Regions from separate parts of the Homo sapiens genome. Here region 2 is linked to region 1. The links are chromatin contacts, found by Hi-C in ENCODE. All regions are on one chromosome and are shown on one strand. The core of a region is the stretch at or near the end of the contact, and the rest is flanking DNA. Distances in the headings are between cores, read along the strand shown.

Region 1 (5,495 bases), core at 1,901-4,400:
TCTTCTTGGAAGGCAACTGAGTTTAAGCTTTCATTTAGAGAATGGTCTGCCCACGCTTACTAACCTCCCCTCTCTGAATCCACTTTTCTCTTCTCAACCCTCCCTTCTTTCTTTGCTGTGTTGACCCCCACCTGGATGTCTGTCACATCTATGGAGAGAGGGTGGAGAGAAAGGACGGTGAGCAGGGGGTTGAACTTGTTCTTGACCCTCTGTGGCCTCAGTTTCTCCCAGATCTGTAAAGGGGTCTGTAGGTTAGCTGTTTCTGAGAAGCTAGACAAACCACTTAAGTCTGAGGATTGGTCACTTTAGTGGAAAGAGTGAGATGGAAACCCACAAAGTCAGGACACCTGGATTCTAATCCTTGTCCAACCAGTAACCAAATTTATTTTGCCTTGGAGGGCAAATGAAATCCCTGGGCCTTAGATTCCTCATCTGTAATGCGATATTCTTAGTTATGCCCATGTTTTTTAAAGTGTAGGAACCTTGGCACTAGGATGGCATAACACTGAATCACACATTGAGAACTGTATTCCTTTCCGATCACTTTAAATCCTTCTGGTTGTTAAAAAAAAAAAAAAAAAAAAAACAGAAAAAAAGAGAGAGAAAAAACAAAAATTCAAAAATTTCCATTGATACTCTTGTCCTTAACCCTTCTCAACATTTGCCACTCTCCCTCCTTTTTTCAAAAATCATTTTTAATTTTTGTTTTGACCCTCAAAGAGAAATCAGTGACTTTGTTTTTACTGTGCTTGTTTTTAATTTATGGTGGGTGATACTGATTTCCCATTTAAGGCAGTAATAGAAAAAAATTAAAAGAAGGTTGATTTAAATGAAAATGTTTGCTACAATTACCATAATAAGTGGCCTCCAATGAGTATGGTATATTAATTATTCGGGAACTGTTATGTCATATAGATATGGCAAAAATCAGGACACCAGTAACTGTGGTTAAAGAAACACTAAATTAAGTGGTTTTAGTTTTTGTTCAACTCAAAACTTACAAGAGCATTCAGGTACGTCGTCAGGTGGTAAATGTCCACTCCAGTTTCTGTTCCCCAAATGTACATATATTTAGTGACATGGTATTTGGTGAATGAAGCTCATGTTTGGTGTATACAATCAACAGTAATGTGACAGGGGACTAACATATTCTGATACGTTTGGGAAAATTTTGGCTGCAGTTAACTATAATTTGCTAATTTTGCATTTACATTGGTTTTTTTTTTCTCCTGTTACTTAAAATATAACGAAATGGGGACAAGCACCTTTGCCTTGGTGTAATTAAAAATAAAATTATGTCAGGAACATCTGTTTTCAGAAGGGATTTCTATTTGTTTTATCACCAAAAGGTGGCGTCCTACCCCCATGCCCTTTATTTTAAAACCTTTCTTGCTTTAATTTAACAAAAAGAAACTTCCAGTTGATTACTGATAAAGAAATTAAAATCTGCCCCCCACGAATGTAACGTGACAGTGTTGAAAATGAACAATATGTTAAGCTGCAGTTAAGTTTCCCTCTAATGTAAACCAAATGGACATCGAGTTCTTTAATAAGGCAGCACAGCACATTAGACAGTATCATACAAAATTGAGTACAATATATCATGGGATTTACAACCAGGATTTCCTTTTGTCTGCAAAACTTGTTGCCAACCTGACTGTGGCCCCCACTTGCAAGTGAATGTAGAATTTAAGGCAGTTAAAATGCAGAATCAGATTAGCAGCAATCTAAAGATCTTTTTAGTATTGCGATGATAATAATTTTTAATAAACACACTGCTTAATCTGAAAAACAAGATCAGAGGATGAATTGTTCTTTACAGACTATGAATAGATCTGTTACATTTAAATAAGTCGTTATTCCCCTGAGTTATAATTCTACAGTCAGGCATATACCATAAACATGTTATATTTGGCATAAAGTACTTTAGAAATTAAAAACCATTTTTAATAGGTTGACCACTACAGAACCAGTAGACTGGCTACTTTGTAGATTTCCACTTAATTCCGTGTGAATTCAGCATATGGAATTTCCAGTGATGTCAAAGAGTTGTTGGCAGTATTAACTGAGTTGACATAAAGCTTTTAGTTCAGTGCCTAGATCATAGTATTTAATAAATGTTAGATGTTATTATTGACAGCTTAGACTGTGAGCTCCTCAAGGGCAGGAATTTTTATTTTTTCATCCCTCTGTGCCCACTCTGTGGTCTAGCACACAGTGGGTATGTCATTAATCCCTTTATGTCTTGACAAACAAGACGTCGAACCCTAGCCTCTAGGAAGCTAGGACATTCCATACAAACTAAAATGCATTTTATTGGTCTAGATTCTAGTCTAAAAGATTCAGTGAATAGTCTTATCTGGATAGCATGGAACTTTATGCAGCATGCATGCAATGTGAATTCTACCAGGCTGAAATTACCTTAGCAGCCTCCCTTTCTTTTATTCTGTAGCATCAGCGAATGGCTTTGTTATTTTTTTTTTTTAACTTGCGAAAGATACAATTTCAAAGCGATAGTCTTATGCCACCCTTGAAATTAAGATTTAAGTTCTTCTGTAAATTAATGTTTAACAATATTTGTAAAGGGGCATTACGCGAAAGAATTTAATAATAACCTTTTCAGGATATTATCTACAACTGTGCTGGTCTCAAGACCAAAGGGACAGTAAGCCTCTCCCCTCCCCGCAAGGGGAAGTACTTTGTAGGAATCCACAGGGGTGACTTTTAATATATTCTCATAAAGAATTGGCCTGGTGTACACCAGCCAGCCAGTAGCTGGAAATGCTGGTTTGGGAGTCTGGCCACTTCTGTGGTGGTGGGTCTGAAAAAATTTACTTCTGTTAACAACAACAACAACAACAACAACAAGACATAGAGGTCTTACAGCTTTCCAAGTCACGTTTTGGAAACACATACTCTGCTTCCTTCTCTATGCGTATTGATAAAAGTGAAAGAAATACTAGTGTCTTTTGTTTTATGTATGTATATTTCAAAACATTTAATTCAGGCTCTTAGTTTATTCCTTCGAATTTCTAAATTCAACCAAACTTCAAAAACCGCAAAAAGAAAAAAAAAAATCTCACCTTTTCAAAGAATTGGACAAAGCTTTTTGCACGTGACTGATCACTGGGAGAGCAGGTAATTTGTGTTAAACAACGGACTGACATGCTAGCCCCCAGGCGTTTTCCTAAGAGGAGTCGTGGCAAGAACACAGTTCCTGATGCAGCCACCTTCCCCCAAAGTGGACTCGATTGCACATTCCTGCAGTGGCTCTGACAAGGGGGCAGAAGCTCGTCCCACATTCACACTCTCCTGATTCCGAGAAACAGGGGAGAAAACCCCTCGCTGGCTGGCGGGGTTTCTGTTTCCTTGCAAACAGGGGTTTGTCCTTCTGCTGAACTTTCACCTCCCGAACTCGCCTTCTTTCATTGGACAAAGTGCAGAAAGAAAGAGGAGAGACCGAGGGAGGACGGGAGAGAGGGAGAAAGGGGGTTGAAAACACCACCTCCCACCCCGCTCTCCTTCAACTGTCACTGATGGCAAAACACTTTCACTTTTAACTGGAGGAAACTCACATTCTAGCCTGTCCTCTCCCCTCCCTTTCATATTTTTAGCTCAGAATCCAAGCAAATAGCCATCGCATTCCCATCTTCGTCCCTAGTTAACACTCTCCCTTCTCGTTTTTTCCGCTGTCTGAATGGGCCCCCCATTTCCCATCTCCTGAGGAATCTCCCCCTCCGCCCCCCTGCCCCTTATTTTCCAGGTCTTTCCTGCCAGATCCCTCTGTTGCCAGGGACTGCTCTGGCGTTCCCTTCCTCTCTCTGGTCCGCGGGGCTCTGCCTCCCTCTCCTCTTTCCAATCCTGCCTGGACGCCCCTCACTTCCCCCTCCCTGGATCCCTCCCCCCAACCCCCCCCCCCATTCTTTGGCAATTGCGATTTTTTTTTTCTGGGAGCCCGGTTGTTTACCCAGCAGGTGGATGTGACGTCAGGGACGCACAACAGCAAAAAATAACAACATCTCCCTCCGCGACGTGTTGGCCTCTCTCGCGCGCCTTATTTATTTATTTGTTCCGGGATGTCGGGGGGGAGGGGGGAGGGAGGAGGGGGGTGGGCGCCAGCGCCCCGGCGAACGGCAAAGAGGGAGCCGCTCCCGCTCGGGGGGCCGCTGGAGTGCCCAGCGGGGTGCGTGAAGCGGAGAGGGGACCCCTGCGGGAGGTAGAGGGTCGGGCCGGGGTGCGCCCCCGGGCCGGTGCTGCCCGCGCCTCTGCCGCCGCCGCCGCCGCCACCGGCGCTGGCTGGGCTCCGGGAAGCTAGTCCGGAGCGGAGGAATCTATTGTTATTTATTGTGTGGCGGTTGCACGCTGTACTCGCGGCGGCCCGGCCCTCGCCCGGGAGTGCGTGTGTGCGCGCGTGTGTGCGCGAGTGAGTGTGTGCGCGGGGTGCGCGCGCGGGCGGGAGTGGGCGCGCGCGGGGAAAGGCCCGAAAACACCTTAGTTTGCACCGAGAGACCATTTGCAGCGGGTGAGTTTGTATTTTTCCATTTCTGCTCCACTTTTTCCCAAGCCGCCTCCTGTCTTGTTTCCGCCACTTTAAACAACAACAACAACCAGCACAAAAAAAAAAAAAGAAAGAAAGAAAAAGAGAAAAAAAATGGAAAAAAAAAAACAACTACTTTCCACCTCCAGGCTCCACGTGCATCTCCCCCAGCCCTCCCCTCTCTTCCTCTCCCCCCCGGGTCGAGGCCCAGCTCTGGGATGGGTGGGGGCTGCGGGCCGGCGCGCGGGTGGAGGGAGCTCCGGCGGCGCCCGCACCCTTTGGGTTTATTTGCATAAGTCAAATGGGGGCGGGGGCGGTGGCGACTGTGAGGAGGCGAGATCGCCTGCCCGTAGGCCCCTTCACGCCTCTCTCTGCGCTCTCCACGATCGCCTAGGGGAGAGAAATCAATAAGCCCAGGCCGCCTGGCGCAACTTTCGATGTCCGGCGTTGGCGTCCGGTGGCCGCCCGGGCGCGGGGCCGGTGCGGGGTCCCGGGTCCTGGCCGCGGCGGGAGGGGGCGCGCGCCGGGCGCCTCCTAGGCCCAAAGTTTAGACTTGGAGCAAACTTTTCCCCTTCTTTCCCCGCGGGTGTGTGCCCCCTCGGTGCCCTTGAGCTGCCCCGCGGGCCCCAGCAAACTGACTGTGGTGCCTGGCCCTGGGCCCCGCACTGGGGAACTTCCCCGCTGCCACGCGCGCGTTACCCCGAGAGTCAGCGGCGAGGAAGCTCTCCCGCCACCCCCTCGGAGCCCGGAAAATTCAAACACGCACCTGCGCACCCCCAGCCAGACACGCACCCCTACGCGCGCTCGGCCTCCGCTTTCCCGAGACGAGTCCGCAACAGCCGTGGCCAGATCCACGGGTGGGTGCGGGAGCCGGATGCGCTGCGAGGAGTCGCCGCGCCCGGATCTCTCTCCCACCATCACACACATTTTCTGATTTTACCCCCCTCTGAAGCTTGGG
Region 2 (5,495 bases), core at 1,407-3,906, 860 kb before region 1:
AAGACAAAGATACAAAACGACATACTAAAACAGTCAACCTCCTATGGATAAATTACAGTGTATTTGCAATGGAATTCTACACACTTAAGCAAACAAAAATGAACTATTGATGTAGGCAACAACGTGGATGGATATCACAAATATGCTGAGCGAAAGGTGCCAGCCAGACACAAGAGTACAGACCATATGACCCCTGCATATGACCTTAAAGAACAGGCAAAACTAATCTTTGGTGACAGAAGTCGGAATTGTGGTTACCTAAGTGAGGGATGACTCATTGGGAGGATAAAATGTTTTATTGTTCTAATGGTGGAAAGAGGGGTGTAGATGTATGCACTAAGCTGCAGTGTGAAAATTTGTGTATTTTATTCTATGTATAGAATAATAACAAAGTCTCCTTTCCACTACTATGGCTCCCAGCTACCTCCCCGGAGGCCACTCTTCCAGTGAGGATTTCTTAGTGCCCCGTTTCTGTCACGACCTTCATGCCAGGGGCAGAGTCCTGGGAGCATGCCAGGGAGACACCAGAGGCCAAGGCTGCTCCATGGCGCAGCTGCACTGGGCCATGGCTTGTGTACGTACCCTTTGGCTTTCTACGGCCCTTTTACCCCTAGAACGCTATCCCTCTCTCTTCCTCTTCCTTCTTTCATCCCTCCCCTAAGGAGGCAGCTGTGGCATTGAGGCCTTGAGAGGTTGCTGACCCTTGCTAAACAGTGTTGCTTCTCCTGGCCCTCCTGGGTGCGCCTGCCTGGAGAGGACACTGCGTGCTGATCAAACTTATTGTTGACACATTCATTCTCTCTTTTATTCTCTCCCTTCTGATCCCTGGACTGATCTCTAGGAATTTCTGCTCCCTGGGTGCTCAGTCTCAGTGAGCTTCCCTGGTGGCAAGCCCTGATATGCTTCCCTTCCATGGGGCAGTCCTGATAACAACCTATTTTATATTTGCATATAAACCTGGCTGAGGGTCTGTCTTAACTCCAATCCCCCCACCCCCGGGCCCCAACTCCTAGCAGCATTCTAAGACTCCGTCCCTCCCCTAACCTGGGGCTTCAGCACAGCCGCGTCTGTGTCTTTTATCATCTGGGGTCGTCCTCCTACCAGATCTCCCTGCCTGAGGACAGAGGGTCCTGAGTCACGTTCAAGTCAATTTGGCAAGCGTTTTTGGAGCAGGGCAGAAAGTGAAGGGCACTACCCTGTTCCTCGACTTCAAAAATCGAACGCGGGGGAAATGGTGCACAATTCAGGCCCAGTTATAATAGCTCCTAATACCCAATATCTTGTTTTGGTCCTTCGTGAATACCAGGCATCCATCAGCGAACCTTCCATGCCTGATTTCTCCGAATATTCAAAACAACCCTGGGAGGATGAGCCCCATTTTGGAGATGAAGGAGCTGAGGCACGAGGTTTTAATGCGGGCATGTGGTCGCCAGAATTTGAATAGCAACTTCCCTAAGGAAACGCCCTATTTAGACTCTAGGGGAGAGGAGGATCCCAGGAGGAGTCCGCCAGCAGAAGCTCAGAGTCTGGCCTGGGGGCATTTAGTTATGCCACGCCCTTTCTCTACTGTTCCCTCCCGCGACAGGGGCCTGACAGGGAGTGGGGCTTCGGGCCAGCGTCTCGGCCGGACGCAGGGACTTCAGAAGAGGCAAATACAAAGCTCCGCATGGCAGAGGAACAGAGGGGCGCGGGGGAACGCGGTCCAAAGGTGGACCTTGTCGGCCCCTGGGCACTGCAAGCCTCGAGGCGCTGCGAGCGGTGAGGCTGTTGCAAGCTCCCGCGGCGCGCGCAAACTGCGTGGAACTACTTCCCCGGGGCGGCTTCGGGGCCGGGGTCCCGGCAACAGCCTCACGGGGCGCCGTGCGGGGCCCGAAGCCAGTTGCCAGCTCCCGGGCGCGGCCACGTGCGCCCCGCCGGGCTTGCACGCTCCGCCGCGCCGGGCCGCGGGGCCACCGACAGGCACGCGCGCCCCCAGCGCGCACACACTCCCGGGCACGCACACCGACCGCCCGGCCCACGTCCGCCACGCCCCGCCTTCCCCCGCGCCCCGCCTCCGCCCTCGCGGCGCCGGCCGCCGCCCTCCCATTGGCCGCACGGCGCGTGACGCGCGGCGCCAGGCCCCGCCCCTCGTCAGTCACTCGGCGGAGGCGGCGCTGGCGGGGACTAGTCTCGTCCGGAGACTGTGATGGATTTAACCAGGTGGGGAGGGAGGGAGGGCGCGAGCTTGGGAGTGGAGAGGGAAGGAGCCGGCCCACTCCCCGTCGCCGGCCTCGGGCTGCCCCTGCGCGCCCCCTCCAGATCCGGCCCGCGGCTCCCCTCCCGGCCCCCCCAGCCCCACGCTCAAGTCCACAAGTCCGCCCGCTTCCTGCGCCCGCCGCGGCCCTTCCCGGGGCGCCGCCGCCACCGCCTGGTGTGCGAGGCTATCCGGCCCGGGCCCGGGGCTTGCAGGGTGCCAGTGGGGGCGCCCGGTTCCCTTCCTCGCTCTCTCTTCCAGTCCCCGGAAAGGGTGGGTGGGTGGTCTCCCGAGCGAAGTTTCCAGCACTGGATTCCTGCGAAATTACGACGGCTCACCCGCGTCTGTGTTTTGCTGTCTCTCCCCCGTTTTCCTGCTCCCTGCCTCTTCCCTCCCTTTTCCCCCACTCTCCACTCCTCGGAAGGCCAAAAAGACAAGCGAAACCTGCCGCAGACGAAGGGTTTTGGGATTGTAGCGTCTGCACCTTCAGAAACAGTGCTGAAGCCTTTAAATGCAGCATCTGCGATGTGAGGAAAGGCACCTCCACCAGGTACTTGAAGATCTGTGTTACCTTTTGTTAAAGGACTTTTTTTTTTTTTTTTTAAGTGAGAGGGTAGTGAGCCTTACTTTCTGCCCTTTTTCCAACTTGTTGATTACGGCTTTTTTTGTATTTGCGGGTGGGTTGTGTGTGTTTTTGGGTTGAGTGTATTAAGTGTTGGGTGAAAAGCCTTGTGTTCGCTAAATGATTTATGGGAGGGAATTTTTCCAGGTTTTCATTTTATTTCAAACGGACACTGGATTTATTTGACACTTGTGTCTATTGGCTTATTGGTATTGGCTGGGGAAGAGAGGAAGCAGTACTATCGCTATGGATTGTAGGACATAGATGTTTTATATTTTTGCCATGTGTAGAATGGTTTTAATTTGCCTGTCCCGAGTTACTTTTCTCTTGTCTGAGAAATTTAGTGGGGGTAGTAAGGCTGGCTGTGCTTTTCCTGTCTTGAGCTGCAAATGTCTGTTACTTTCTTGCACTTGAAAATAAATGTCGGTATTTGATAAAGTAAGTGCATTTTGTGGGAGACTGAGCTGTCAGTTTTTTTTTTCTTTGACTAGCTTATGTGGGGTGGTGATGGGGGACGATTTTGTAAAATGGTGAAATGAGCAGTGACTGTGGAAGTTTGTGTTTAAAGCTCTGTGATGATGAAAAGAATGTTGAAAGAATTCCTTTTCATTTTGATGAAGGTCGTAAACTGCATGTGATGTTAAAACGAGTTAACTACTTTAGATTTAACATTCATAAATACTTGGATAAAATGTCAAGACTCATGTAGTCTTTTGGTCATCTTTTAATTTATGTCTGAATTTGTTTCATTGGCGTTAGAGTTTGAAGTTAAACTGTTCTTGGTGTCATTTAATGAACAGGCATTGGGTGTGTGTGTGAGACAAGAATGAGTTTTTGGTGGATCCTTTAGAACATTACAGTTGATTGCCAAAAGTCTCATTTTATCAGGTACTTATTTTTGAATTGGTGACATTTCAGTGTGACTGTGTAGTAGTACTTCACAGTTCCAACTGGATATTGTTCTTTGATTAGATGAATATGTCATGTTAAGGTTTCATTGGTTTATTTATACTTGGGATTAAATAGGATTATTGGGCAACCTAAAATAATCTAACTCTGAGATTAATTGGCCTAATTATTGTTTCTGTGAATTGCACTCTTTAAATGATGATACCTTTGAATAAAAATAATCAAAAACTAAAAATATTACTCCATACGTTGTTTTAAGAAATTTTTGTCGGTGTTTTGTATTATCATGGAATATATCTAAAGTAAAAAACACGCATCAGTAGTTTCATAGATTTTGTTTTGCTGTCTAAAATAGGGAATTCCATCAAATGGCATGAAAGTTTTTAGAAATGTATTTGTTATTTAAAGCAGTAGTGATTGTATATTATTTATGAGTAATGTTTTTTACATGTAGAAGCCCTCAGAGGCCAAACCTCTTTATTGTGGTTTTGCTTTGAGTGTTACCGTAGATGGTGTTCAAGTAAATGATTAGGAAACTCCTAAGAACTTGAGAACATTACTGGTGAAGAGAAACGTAAACCAAATTCAAAAGTTTATGTCTGATTTATCGCTGGGAATGATTATCTCATAATGAAGTGCATTTCAGCTTTTAACATGTATTTTAAAAAACCTTACTCATCAATTTTTCGGAAGCACATGGAAGGTGTTGACTTTTAAAAAAGGTATGTATGTATGTTTAAAGTTTTTTCAGAGCCGCAGATGACTGTTGAAACTTAGTTAAAACTACTGAATTATTTACAGTGAAAATATTTTAGAGTCTATTCAGGAACAGGGAAAGGCGTCTACTTTAAGGGTCTTCGAGTAATTTTCTGATGTCATTTAATAGAATTTGAATACAGATTTAACAGGTGTGAGGACTGAAAACTGTGTGCATTCATGACACTCTTAGCTGGCCACAGTTGGTTTCATTTTGGTTATTGTCAATATTTTGGTGTTTTAGATCTATTCAGAAGTCATCGTTGGTTGGAATGCAAATAACGTTTTGGTTTTCCTACATTATGAACAGGTTTTATGTGGAGAAGTGAGTTTGACAGGTTTTCATCCTATCCTGTCTTGTGTGTTAACTGTTGGTTAATCCCTTTGTGATACTGGTTACTGCCATGTTTTTTTCTTGGCCCTCTTGTATTTTTTTTGTACCTCAAAAGTTTGAGTATGAACTTGACATTTTCTATCTTGTGTAGTTTTAATCAGACTTGGTATAGATTGATGGCAGTAGAAAACTTGTGTTTTGGATGCTGGGTAATAGGCAATATTTGTGATTTTTAGAATAATTTGTTTCGTGGCACAGAAATTGTATTTTATTGCTCTGAGCTGGTGTTATGTATTTTAACAATTCTAGCTAGTTGGCTAGCCGGTGGTTATTTTGCAGTTTTTGATCATTCTCATCACTGTCACCTTCATCTACCAGTCAACCAAGGAAACCACCTATGACTTAGTGGTAGGCCAGTATGATAGAGAACTATATTTGCCCTTTGAGGGTAGAATTGATATTGCTGATGTGATTGGGAAAATACTGCCATTCGTCTGAAGAACACTTATTAAATTCGTAGGATATGAAAGATGCTGCTGAAGGGATTGGAGAGAGGAGAGGGGAGTGTTAAAATGTTGATAAGCCGTGTATGGGAATGACCATAATTCCAATTATAAAGGCTGTACGGAAGCAGGGGTCTG

What was found. Hi-C counts contacts between places; a loop is a spot of excess contacts on that map. Pooled maps may share reads with other maps.
Region 2: a map of naive thymus-derived CD4-positive, alpha-beta T cell shows a loop between it and region 1 (4-fold over the local background). The contact joins the promoter of RYBP here to the promoter of FOXP1-DT in region 1. A Hi-C loop is called at or near these places in 3 of 168 maps with a recorded cell type or tissue (CD4-positive, alpha-beta memory T cell and naive thymus-derived CD4-positive, alpha-beta T cell) and 10 of 50 pooled maps.

Annotation. Positions count from the first base shown.
Region 1 is chr3:71,582,598-71,588,092 of GRCh38, reverse strand. It overlaps FOXP1-DT (FOXP1 divergent transcript), which reads right to left and starts at 3,150. Exons shown (of 1, transcript NR_182289.1): 1 at 684-3,150. FOXP1 (forkhead box P1) reads left to right here and starts at 4,365. Exons shown (of 21, transcript NM_001349338.3): 1 at 4,365-4,522. RefSeq lists an enhancer at 3,881-4,175 and a silencer at 4,253-4,492.
Region 2 is chr3:72,443,784-72,449,278 of GRCh38, reverse strand. It overlaps RYBP (RING1 and YY1 binding protein), which reads left to right and starts at 2,656. Exons shown (of 4, transcript NM_012234.7): 1 at 2,656-2,783. The coding sequence starts at 2,656. RefSeq lists silencers at 1,810-2,219, 2,280-2,339.